Regions from separate parts of the Homo sapiens genome. Here regions 2 and 3 are each linked to region 1. A link is a loop called in an ENCODE intact Hi-C map of the cell type or tissue named here. Cell type or tissue: endothelial cell of umbilical vein. All regions are shown on one strand.

Region 1 (4,000 bases):
TGATTTATTGGTCAGGTTTTCTGGAGGCAGGCAACGCTAACAAAATTTGTCTGTCTAAGAGAAAAAGGAAATTTTCCGGAAATGCAGCAGGGGTACACAGAATAAACAGCCTGGAAGTTGCAGTAGTGAGACTGAAAGATAATAAGATTAACCCAGGTTGCTTGAGAGCTAACATGTAAACAATAAGATTTTGGTCAGGATGATGTTGGAATTCCTGAGAAACATCATTGTTGATGCTGTGAATTAGATTCTAACTCTCTGTTTCTGTGTCACTAAAGCAAAATTCAAAGATGAGAATACAAATGTCTAACTGGCCAAACCCAGGGCACATGTTTCACCCTGGTTTTTGGAGGGCAGGAAGAGGGAGAATTTGCCCCAGCCTCTTTCAGTTTCCATAGGACTCTGTGTAAGATGGCACAGTGCATCATTCAATAAAGTAGGCAGGGGTATTGGAAGCTGGACAGAAAAAATGATAAATATCTTATAGAAATAGGCATGTTGGATAAAACACATATTTTTCTCCTTGGAGCTTATCATTTGAGAGAAGAAAAAACTATCACAGATACAAATATAATATTAAAACTGTGATAAGGGAAATTAAAGAGAATAGTTTGTATTATTATATATACATGTGTGTGTATATAATATATATAAAATAGATCAGGATTTTTTTAACTTGCAAGTGACAGAAATCTAGCCTTTACAGATCATGCTAGCTTGCAACATAAAGGAGCTGATATGGTTTATCTGTGTCTCCACCCAAATCTCATCCTGAATATCCACATGTTGTGAGAGGGACCCAGTGGGAGGTAATTGAATCATGAAGGTGGGTCTTTCCTATGCTGTTCTCATGAAAGTGAATAAGTCTCATGAGATCTGATGGTTTTAAAAACAGGAGTTTCCCTGCATAAGCTCTCTTCTCTTATCTGCCACCATATGAGATGTGTCTTTCACCTTCTGCCATGATTGTGAGGCTTCCCCAGCCACGTGGAACTGTAAGTCCATTAAAACTCTTTGTTTTGTAAATTGCTCAGTCATGGGTATGTCTTTATCAGCAGTGTGAAAACAGACTAATCCAGGAACTTATCAGCTAACTTACCTAAAATGTCCAGGGTTAGCTCTGGCTTTGCATATGACTGGATTTAGTCTCAAACAGTGTGCTACATCTTGGTTGCTCTGTATCTAACTAGAAACTATAATTAGTTTATAATATTTCTAGTGTTGGCTTTATTTTCAGGCAGCCATTTCCCCATTTGTTGGGAAAGCTGCTTCTCCACAAGCCTCAATGAAACAAAATCTTTACACTTGAAATCCCAGAAGATCAAATGCCAGAGATCTGGGATAAAATATAAAGAAAGAATAAACAATCCAGAGGGATCTTTACATATATCTAGAAGTGATGATTATAAAGGTCAATGAGAAAACTGGGTGAAAAATTTTCCTCACTGCAGAGACATTGAGAAAAGATCAGCCTCTCAGCCTCTATGTTCAAAGAGTTTATTAAACTTAATATTTAGAGCTGGGAATTCCAGAATATCTGAATGAGGAATTCTGAAAATTCTTTTCCCCAAATACAATGACTACATCTTCAAAAAAAAAAAAGACTAAATCTTCCCCAAAAGTTTGGAAGTTTGGATATTTGCCAAATGCATAAAAACAGGAAGAGAAGTATTTATTCAAGAAAAATGACTCATTGTAAGCACTGTAATAGAGTATGTGGCATTGTAGCCTGGGGCAACTCAAATCATCCCCAGACCAGATTTGTGGTATTCTAGTTCTACCAGGATAAGGTAGACTGTGAAGACAATGGTCCTATGCTGGAGAGATGACTTGATTTGGAGCATGAAAAAACTCACCGTGAAAGTGCTATCAAACACAATTTGACCTTGGTGGCAAAAATCAGGGAAGGCTAACATTGCAGTTACTCTGAGATTGTGATACACACGGGGAATACACTAGATCTGCAGATCATCTAGAAACTTTACAGGAAGAGTTGGGGAATAAGTTAGTTATAGAAGAACTTGATATGTGCCATGTATACCTGGTAGTCAGAAAGGCTGCATACATGCTGGGGAGAGACCAGAGAGGATGACTACATAGACCGAACTTGTACTCACAGAAAGGCAATGCATGAGAACACTTGAACGTCAGCTAAACACTGTATATCTAAACATTGTATGCATTCTCCAAACATTCATCAGCAAAAGTTAGAAGGTATAATAGCTCAAGGCATTCAAGCATAACTTCTGACCAATCACTGACTGAATAATTAGCTATATGGACCCAGATGTGACCCCAGGAAATCTAGTTTTAAAAATAAAAATGAGGATGACAACGATAACAAAAACATGAATAGAGGTATCAGCAATACACTACAGAATTGACTCTATAGAATCAGTCCAAAATAGTCACTAAACAAACAAAAGAAAAAAAAGAACAATAACAATCCCTGAGGGGGATTCAGAATCCAGAGTTGATTGTACGTATAGCCTAAAATGACCAATTCTTAAGAAAATTTATTATTATTATTATTTGAGACAGAGTTTTGCTCTGTTGCCCAGGCTGGAGTGCAGTGGTGCGATCTCAGCTCACTGCAACCTCTGCCTGCCAGGTTCCTGCAACTCTCCTGCCTCAGCCTTCTGAGTAGTTGGGATTACAGGTTCACACCACCATGCCTGGCTAATTTTTTGTATTTTTAGTAGAGATAGGGTTTCACCACCTTGGCCAGGTTGGTCTTGAACTCCTGACCTCAAGTGATCCGCCCACCTTGGCCTCCCAAGTGCTGGGATCATGGGCATGAGCAACCATGCCAGGCCATTTAACAAAAATTATTAAACAGACAAAGACACTGGAAGGTGTGACCCATATACAGGAAAAAAGGCAATCAAAAGCAATAGTTTCTTAAGAGATCTAGATTTTCGTGAGAGAAGACAAAAATTCAAACAACTGTTGTAAAAAATGTTCAGTGAACTAAAGGAAATCACATTGAAAGAATTAAAAAAAATTGTTATAACAATTACTCAACTTGAGAGTGGAAATTCTGGTGTTGAAAGCCTAATAGCTTAAATTTTAAAAATCATTATAAAGACTCAACAGCAAACTGGAGCCAGCAAAAGAAAGAATTGGAAATCCAAAGATATACCAATAGAGATTATTAATCTGAATAATAAAAATAAAAAGAATGCAAACAAGTTAATAGAACTTCAGAGACCTTGGAAAACCATTAAGTGTACCAATATATATGTAATGGGAGTTTAAGAATGAGAGGAGAAAAAGAAAAGGGCACAAAAATATTTGAAGAAATATTGGCTGAAATATCCCAAAATTGATAAAAATTAATCTACACATTCAAAAAGCTCAATAAACTCTACACAGGATAAATAAAAAGAGAACCAAACTTAGACATATCATAGTCTACAAGTAAAAGCCAAAGACAAAGATAAAATCTTGAAATCATCAAGAGAAAAATGACCTATTAGATATAAGGAAATCACAATTAGATAGCCAATGACTTCTTATCAGAAACAAGGGAGATTAGGGAGACAAAGGTGCAGCAAGATGCTGAAGAGAAACCTCCAATGATTGTCCCCCAACCCTGTATGAACATCAAATTGAACAAGTATCCACACAAAAAAAGCACCCTCATAAGAACCAAAAATCAGGTGAGTGATCACAGTACCTGGTTTTAACATCATGATAAGGAAGAAGGCACTGGAGAGGTTATAAAAGACAGTCCTAAATGGCCTCCACCATGCCCTTCCACTCCCCAACAGTGGCCATATTTTGCAGAGAGAGAGAATCGGTGCACTCAAGGGAGGGAGAGTGCACTGATTGCGTGACTGCACTGGAACTTGGAGCTTCCCTGTCATGGTGGAAAGCAAAATGGGGCAGAACTCAGCCAGCATGCTTGGAGGGAACAGTTGGACCAGCCCTGGACAGAGGCCAGTAGTCCATCCCAGAGGTAGGAATCTGAGTTCTGGCAATCCTTGCCACTATGGGC
Region 2 (4,000 bases), 60 kb before region 1:
TCCCACGTCAGCTCACTAAGTAGCTGGGACTACAATGTAAGCTACCACATCTGCTAATTTTTAATTTTCTTTTAGAGATGGGGTTTCATTATGTTTCCCAGGCTGGTCTCAAACTCCTGGCCTTATGTGATTCTCCCACCTCTGCCTCTCAAAGTGCTGGTATTACAAGCATAAGCCACCACTGTGAACTAAATTTAACAGGAAATATGTAAGATATGTGTAAGGAAAGTTATAAAACCTTTTTGATTAATGAATAAAGATTAGAAAAAACAAAATTTCCAATAACAGAGAGATAGTTAATATGGTATATCCACTCAATGGAATATATCAAAGCTAAAATGTCAGTCTATATAAAAATAAATATCACCTTTATAACTGATAAAACTTAGTTTGGCTTTATATGACAGCCAGAAAGGCTAGACTAGAAACTTCTTTCTCTTATGTGGAAGACTGAATCTGAAGGGCAGATGTACGAATTCAGATCACTATTTCTCAACAATCTGGATTGAGAGGTGTTATGGACTGAATGTTTATGTCCCTTGCAATTCATATATTGAATTCCTAACCTTCAGTATGGCTACATTTGGACATTGAGCCTCTAAGGAAAAAATTAATGTTAAATGATGCCCTAAGGGTGGGGCCCTGATCTGATAGGATTAGTGTCCTTCTAAGAAGTGACTCCAGAGTGCTCTTCCATTGCTTGCACACAAATAAGAAGTCACATGAACACATGGTGAGATAGCAGGTGCCTAAAGGCCAGGAGGAAATGTCTCAGAATGAAATTAACCTCACTAACACCTTGCTTTTGGATTTCCAGTCTCCAGAACTATAAGAAATATATGTTTTGCGTTTAATTCATCTAGTCTGTGGTATTTGTTGTGGCAGCCTGAGCCGACTAAGACATGAGGGAAGAAGAAAAGGACCAAAACCTGCCCTCTGGATCTTCATTGATTACCTTTACCCACTTGAGAATGTGGGTAATGGCAGTCACCCAACAGCCATGCTCTTAGCAAAGGCCGATTCTTGAGCTTGTGTACTGAATGCCATCTTCTCATCTACTTTAGGATGTCTCTTCAGCATCATCAATGCACCCATTTCTAATAGATTTTACTACCAGCACACATTCAGAATCTGATCACCCCTCACCAAATCCTCTGCTAATATTCTGGTTCCCTCACAATCATCTCTCACCTGGGCATTTTGCTATTACTTCCCAACTGGGTTCCTTTCATTACTCCTTGGACTATTCAATCTAATACCAACATAGTGATTCTGTTAGAAACTAAGTCAGATTGTGTTGTTCATCTGTGAATATGACTTTTTATCTATATGATGGTAAAAACTAAAGTTCTTACCATAGCCTAAAAGGCAGGCCATCTGGGCCCTTGTTAGTTCCTGACCCAGTGACCTACCACTCTCCTCCTTTCTTATTCTGCTTCAGTCATTCTAGCCTACATTGTTTTTTGCACATACCAGGAATACGTTTGCTTGAGGACTTTTGCATTTCCTATTTTCTCTGCCCGGAACATTCTTTCCCAACATATCCCCATGACTCATCCTCTCATGTTTGTTGGGGCTATTATTTAAAAGTTGGTTTTTTTCATGAGAGCTCTCCTGGCAGCTGCTATGGGTTGAACTCTGCCCAAAAAAAGATACGTTGAAGTCGTAATCCTCAACAGCTCAGAATGTAATCTTATTTGGGAATAGGATAACTGCAGGTATAATTAGTTAAGATGAGGTTGTACTGCATTAGGGTGGGTCCCTATGTCAATATGACTGGCCCTTGTAAGAAACTGACCATGTGAATACAGACACACAGAGACAGCACCTTGCATGGGACAATGAAGGTGAAATTATGCTACTGCAAGCCAAGGAATATGAAAGATTGCCAGCAAACCACCAGAAGCTAGGATGAGGTAAGGAAGAATTTTCTTAGAGTTTTTAGAGGAAACATGATCCTGCTGACACCTTGATTTCAGATTCTGGCCTCCAGAACTGTCGGACAATAAATTTCTGTTTTAAAACATGCAATTTGTGGCACTTTGTTATGGCAGCCCTAGGAAACTGATCTAAAAGCCCTATCTGAAACAGCAATTCCTGGGATTCACATCCCCCTAACCTGCTTTATTTGTCTCCTTAGAACTTGACATCATCCATCCTACCATATTTTACTTACCTATTTTGTATATTTCATCTTGCTACCCTAAACCCACCTCAAATGCCAGCAATGTGAGATTAAGATGTTTTTCTGTTTTCATTACTTCCTCCTCAGCTTTGAAACAGTTCTTGACTTGTTACAGGTCCTTAAAGTATACTTGTTGACTGAAAGAAGGAAGACATGAATGAATGAGGGCGCAAGCCTGGTAATTGGTTCCATCTCCATGGGGAAGAGTAAGGGGTGTTTCAAAATGACATGAGTGTTTTGGAAAATTGCTCCACTTACTGTATAAAATGCTGTAAGTGGAAAGAAGTGTTCCCTTTTATAAAATACTATGCAGAAATTAAGTGTAATTTTTTTGAAGAGTTTAAATGATATGAGAAATTCTTACGGTTTTATGAAAAAGGTGGTTTATGAAATAGTTTCTATAATAAAACCAAAACTACATAAAACAGGTATTTTTGAATAAAGAATACATAAAAGGAAACACTCCAAAATTTCAATAATAGTATTTTTACTTGATGGCACTATTTGTGATAATTTTGTCTTTATTGTATATATTTTGAAGCTGAAAGAGTTTATTCTGGGATAAGAAAGAGATATTTTTTGAAATATAGTAGACTTAACAGACTTTTATCTCAAGAAGGTTTTGTTCAATTTTTAAAATTAATTTGAGAAGGATTTGGATTTAATGTAATAAAAATGCCCCTTTGCAAATGTGTTTTGCCTTATAGTTTATTTCTCACTATATTTGTGCACTTTACTTATTTTTATATTTAAGGTATATGCTGTGATGTTTTGCTATATATTATTAAGAAATGATTATCAAAATCAAGCTAATTAACATATTCATCACCTTATAAAGTTACCTTTGATGAGAATATGTATAATCTACTGCCTTAGTAAACTTCAAGTATATAATATTATTAACTATAGTCACCATGCTGTATGTTAGTCCCCTTTGATGAACATCACTCCCATTCCCCCAACCCCTCAACATCTGTTAACCACCTTTCTATTCTTGGTTTCTCTGAGTTCAACTTTATGAATTCTACCCATAAGTGAGATCACATGGTATTTGTCACTCTATGGCTGACTTATTTTGCTTAGCATAATGTCCTCAGGTTTATCCATGTTGTCACAAATGGCAGGATTTCTTTCATTTTTAAGGCTTATATTGCATTGCATTTATGTATCTCATCTTTGTCCATTCACCTACTGATGGATACTTAAGTTGCTTCCATATCTTAGCTATGATGAATGATGCCACAATGAACATGTGAGTGCAGGTGTCTCTTCAAGATTGTGATTTCATTTCCTTTGGATTTATATCCTGTAGTGGGATTTCTGGATCATATGGTAGTTGTATTTTTAAGTTTTTGAGGAATCTCTATATAGTTTTCCATAATGGCTGTACTAATTTACAATCCCACCAACAATATATAATGGTTCCCTTTTCTCCACATCTTTAGTAACACTCTTTATCTTCTTACTTTTTGATAACACCTATCCCAACAGGTGTCAGGTGCTATCTCATTGTGGTTTTAATTTGCATTTCCCTGATTATTAGTGATGTTGAGCGTGTTTTCATACAACTCTTGGCCTTTTGTATGTTCTTCTTTATAAAGTCGTCTATTCACGTCTTTTGCTCATTTTTAATTGGACTGAGTTTTTGCTATTCAGTTGTACGAATTTCTTACATACATTGGATACTAACCTCTTATTGGATATATGGTTTCAAATATTTTCTCCCATTCCATAGGTTGCTTTTTGATTTGATGCACTTCTACTTATTTAATAATTCTTAAATTTCTGCATATAATGAAATTTCTTTAAAGATAA
Region 3 (4,000 bases), 610 kb before region 1:
GATTTAGGAATAACTGTGTTTGTTTGCATAGTATGGAATTAGATAAAAGATTAAAACTTATCAAGTGTTATAAACAATCTGGGAGTATTGAGTGGAATACAGACTCCCTGGGTATTTTTATGTTTGCTTAACACTAATTTCAAAGACACCTTTCTACAATCAGCAGAACCACCTGCTTGTTTCTATCACAAAGAAGACATGAACATCTGTTTTAGTCATATATAATTTTGCATGAAAAAAGCTTACAGAATTTTACTTCTACATGGTTTTAAGGGTACCTTTTAAAAATATATTCAAACTTAATGAACCTAAAACTAAAAAGCTACATTGTAACAGGTGCCAGCCTTGCAGATGATACATTTTTCTAACATTTCTCTTCCTCAGTGTCTAAGGCAGATGGGAAAACTCATGACAGAATGCTGGGCTCACAATCCTGCATCAAGGCTGACAGCCCTGCGGGTTAAGAAAACACTTGCCAAAATGTCAGAGTCCCAGGACATTAAACTCTGATAGGAGAGGAAAAGTAAGCATCTCTGCAGAAAGCCAACAGGTACTCTTCTGTTTGTGGGCAGAGCAAAAGACATCAAATAAGCATCCACAGTACAAGCCTTGAACATCGTCCTGCTTCCCAGTGGGTTCAGACCTCACCTCTCAGGGAGCGACCTGGGCAAAGACAGAGAAGCTCCCAGAAGGAGAGATTGATCCATGTCTGTTTGTAGGACGGAGAAACCGCTTGGGTAACTTGTTCAAGATATGATGCATGTTGCTTTCTAAGAAAGCCCTGTATTTTGTGATTGCCTTTTTTTTTTTTTAAGATGCTTTCATTTTGCCAAAATAAAACAGATAATGTGGATGGTTTAAGGGTTATAGTATTATAGTTTAAATAATAACAACAAAATTCTTCCCAGGAACTCTGCTGGAAGGTAAATTAAAATACTTGTTTTTCCATTGGTAAAATATTGTTGCACTCTGTGAACCAAAAGACAGTCTAAGTTGGAGGACATAGAACGGAACTCATCTTAAACATACTCCCCACCCCGTCTTGGCCTCCTCAGACCACTTTGGCCATCCCTGCATTTGGGGCCGCTATGGTAATGTGAATGCACTGGGTACAAACACCGCCTGTCTAGGACCACATTTGGAATTCCTGCAGGTGGCCTTTTGCAGCTTCAGGCAATATGGAACAAATGAAGGTTTATGTGACTCTAATAGAAGTAATTGTTGATAGGTGTTCTTCAGATCCACTTCTGTTTCTGATTGAGTTAGGCATCTCTTTCATGGTAAAACCCTTTTCATTAAACACAAAGAAAGCTTTTTTTTTTTTTTTTTTTTTTTTTTTTTTTTAATGTGCAGAGGATTGACCTGTGCATGCTTTTGATCTCTCATTCAAAGGATCAATATTAAATAAAATTGTCATGAGCTGTGTTGAAGACAGGGTGCTTTCAAATAGAGGTAATTTGCTCTTGTGTTGTAAGAGGAACATGTCAACAAAGATAGGAAATGAGGGTGATCGTGCAGATGGCTTGTATCTTATATATGCAAAGGAGCCAATCTCAGAAGCACAAAGAAAAAAGTGTGCATACCTTATTTTGTACAGATAAAGATGATGTCTTTTTGTTATTGTCTGTCTGTTTTGTATGTGTCTGAGATAAGGGATAGAGAGGAAACATCCGTCAGGCTAATTTAACTACATTTTATTTTAAAAATAGAGAAACATAACCTCTAGATGGGACAGCAGAGGACAGTTAGTAGAGGCCACAAACTGTTATGGGCTGCTGTGTTTTGTTCTAAAATCAATATGGTTGGAGCATGTATATCTTAGGTGATCATTTCACATCTTAGGAATGCCTACTCATTTTATTTTATTCTAGTGATGCTCAATTCACTATTTAATTTATTATATTTTCTCTTCTGTGGCACTTATACAAAATATCTCTTCACCTACTTAGTTCTACAGGGTTTTAACTTTGGAGCAACATGAATAAAATCATCGAGAAGGCCAATATTGTTTAGCAACATGAATACAATACAGTTTAAAGTTGTACACATCCTGCTCAACTTTATTCATATACATTTCCTTTCTGTGGTTTTCTTTTGCTTCTTAGAAATTCTGTTAGTGGTTAGTAAAGAATTTGAAAGTACTTTCTCCTTGCTGTTTTTTTTTTTTTTTAAGACATTCCTCCCAGAATACTCCAGGGGGCAGTGTTTTATAACACATTTTCCCCACTGGGTGATTGAAGGATGGAGGATTTTTGAAAATTTGACAGCTACATGAAACATGAGAAAACATTTTCCTCACTTCTGAAGTCGGTTTGCAGCTGGTAACTTGTTCATCCAGAAAACATTCTAAAGCAATGAGACTTTGTGAGCTGTGCTTACAGTTTGGGAGAATCATGAAGATTCTTTCTATATTTTGCATTTACTTCCCAGTGCTTCATAGCTGCATTTTGTTTGTAACTAAGACAGAAGAATTTCGTAATCCTTGAAATTGAAAAAAAAAAAATTGTGTTTTTAAAGAGTGAAAACAGTTAGAAAACAAGTAGAACTGTAATCAGAACGCTGCTTCAATTGATATTAAAAATAACCTCAATAATAATGTAAAGGTTCCTTTCTCTTGTGTCAGTTATATTCTTAGGGATAGCCTAGAAGGAATATATGGTTAGAACTAAGTGTGACTAATCATCTGAGCCTTGAAGAGAAACTTCAGTGCCTCTAAACAGATCATCTACAAAACAACAGGTAAACATTTATGCCAGTTAAGTGGGTCATGTTTTTGTTTCTTGGGTTTTTCCTAAATTTAAGTGAGGTTGGGCTTACCTTGTAGATAAAATTATGTTTTCTTTTTGGTAAATACTTGAACGTGGATAACGTCAAATCAGAATATTTTGTGAGGAGGTGATGATTTGAAATTAAGCTAGATTTCTAGGGAGGTGTTGGTTCCAATGAAGGATGGGAAGAAATTAAAATAGTCTTCAAACTTCTTCCTTATTATATTTGGTTGCTTTGGAAAAGATTGGTCCTATCCTCAATCTAATTTATTCACTATTAATATTTTAAAAACATTCCTGAGATACTTAAAAAGACCCACTTAGCGATTATAGTTGCTCAATGAAACAAGAATTTATTTATGCATAGATTTTTCTCTGTATCTTACCAAAATCCACTTTACTTAGATAACACTAAATTGTTCTTAAAGACTACTCATTTCCCAATAATCCTTTATGATTTCAAAATTTCTAGTGGCTCAGAAGTGAATTTTATTTTATTTGTCTTTCACTTGAATAAATGAGAACCCAGAAATTAATAATGTTGTTTATTGCTTACTGTCAGGACTATTTCAAAGACTAAGAAGAGTTTCTTCTAACCCCTCCCTCTCAAAGGAATCCTAAATTATTAGTTGTTAGATAAGTTTTGTATGCTAAGATATTCAGGTTTATAGTTTATGTATGTGTGTATATATATAAATATATATGTATATATAAATATTATGTTCAGTTTGGAGTCTGGCACAACTCCATTATGTGGATTAGAGAGTAAGATATTATGGATGATAAAGTACTAAATGAAACATAATATTTATTTATAAAAGTGTGTAGATTGTTAAATCACAAAAAGAGTGCTATGACCATTATGTATGAGGAAACAGGCCTTTGACCTCCTGGAAAGCACTGCTCAAAAGTCATTAGTGCCCATTTTTGAATTCCCCAAACAGAAAGCTTCTTAGAAAACATGCTGAGATTTTATTTACAGGGAATTCTTTGACACATTTCAATTGGTGTGTAGTCAAGTATAGCAAGTACTTAATAATGACTGAATTTCATGTTCCTACAGTCATACATATTCATTAGAAGTTTTATGTTGTTGGTCTGATCTGATTCTTCTTTGTTTGTGGGTGGAACGGCACTGAGAGAAGTATAGTTTTTTAAACTTGAACATGTTCAGTAGTTACATTGCCTTAGAAAACCCAGACACATAGCAGTGGAAATGAAAGAAATGGCAT

What was found. Hi-C counts contacts between places; a loop is a spot of excess contacts. Peaks named below come from ENCODE experiments on the same cell type or tissue, not always from the same donor. Only the 100,000 strongest peaks of a DNase experiment are listed, where the experiment ranks them.
Region 2: a loop joins it to region 1, with 4 times the contacts of the local background. A loop is called at or near these places in 1 of 110 quality-filtered maps.
Region 3: it touches region 1 in a loop (3-fold over the local background); 1 of 110 quality-filtered maps calls a loop at or near these places.

Annotation. Positions count from the first base shown.
Region 1 is chr4:95,759,949-95,763,948 of GRCh38, forward strand. No RefSeq gene overlaps it. Among named protein-coding and RNA genes, the nearest start is that of PDHA2, 78 kb to the right of the region's middle. In endothelial cell of umbilical vein, no CTCF peak of the experiment used is centred here; a DNase peak (open chromatin) is centred at 1,613; H3K27ac peaks cover 832 bases.
Region 2 is chr4:95,700,170-95,704,169 of GRCh38, forward strand. No RefSeq gene overlaps it. Among named protein-coding and RNA genes, the nearest start is that of PDHA2, 140 kb to the right of the region's middle. In endothelial cell of umbilical vein, no CTCF peak of the experiment used is centred here; a DNase peak (open chromatin) is centred at 1,542; H3K27ac peaks cover 1,571 bases.
Region 3 is chr4:95,154,164-95,158,163 of GRCh38, forward strand. It overlaps BMPR1B (bone morphogenetic protein receptor type 1B), which reads left to right. Exons shown (of 13, transcript NM_001203.3): 13 at 385-4,000. The coding sequence ends at 510. Among named protein-coding and RNA genes, the nearest start is that of UNC5C, 390 kb to the right of the region's middle. In endothelial cell of umbilical vein, a CTCF peak has its summit at 2,167 (motif pointing right); a DNase peak (open chromatin) is centred at 2,218.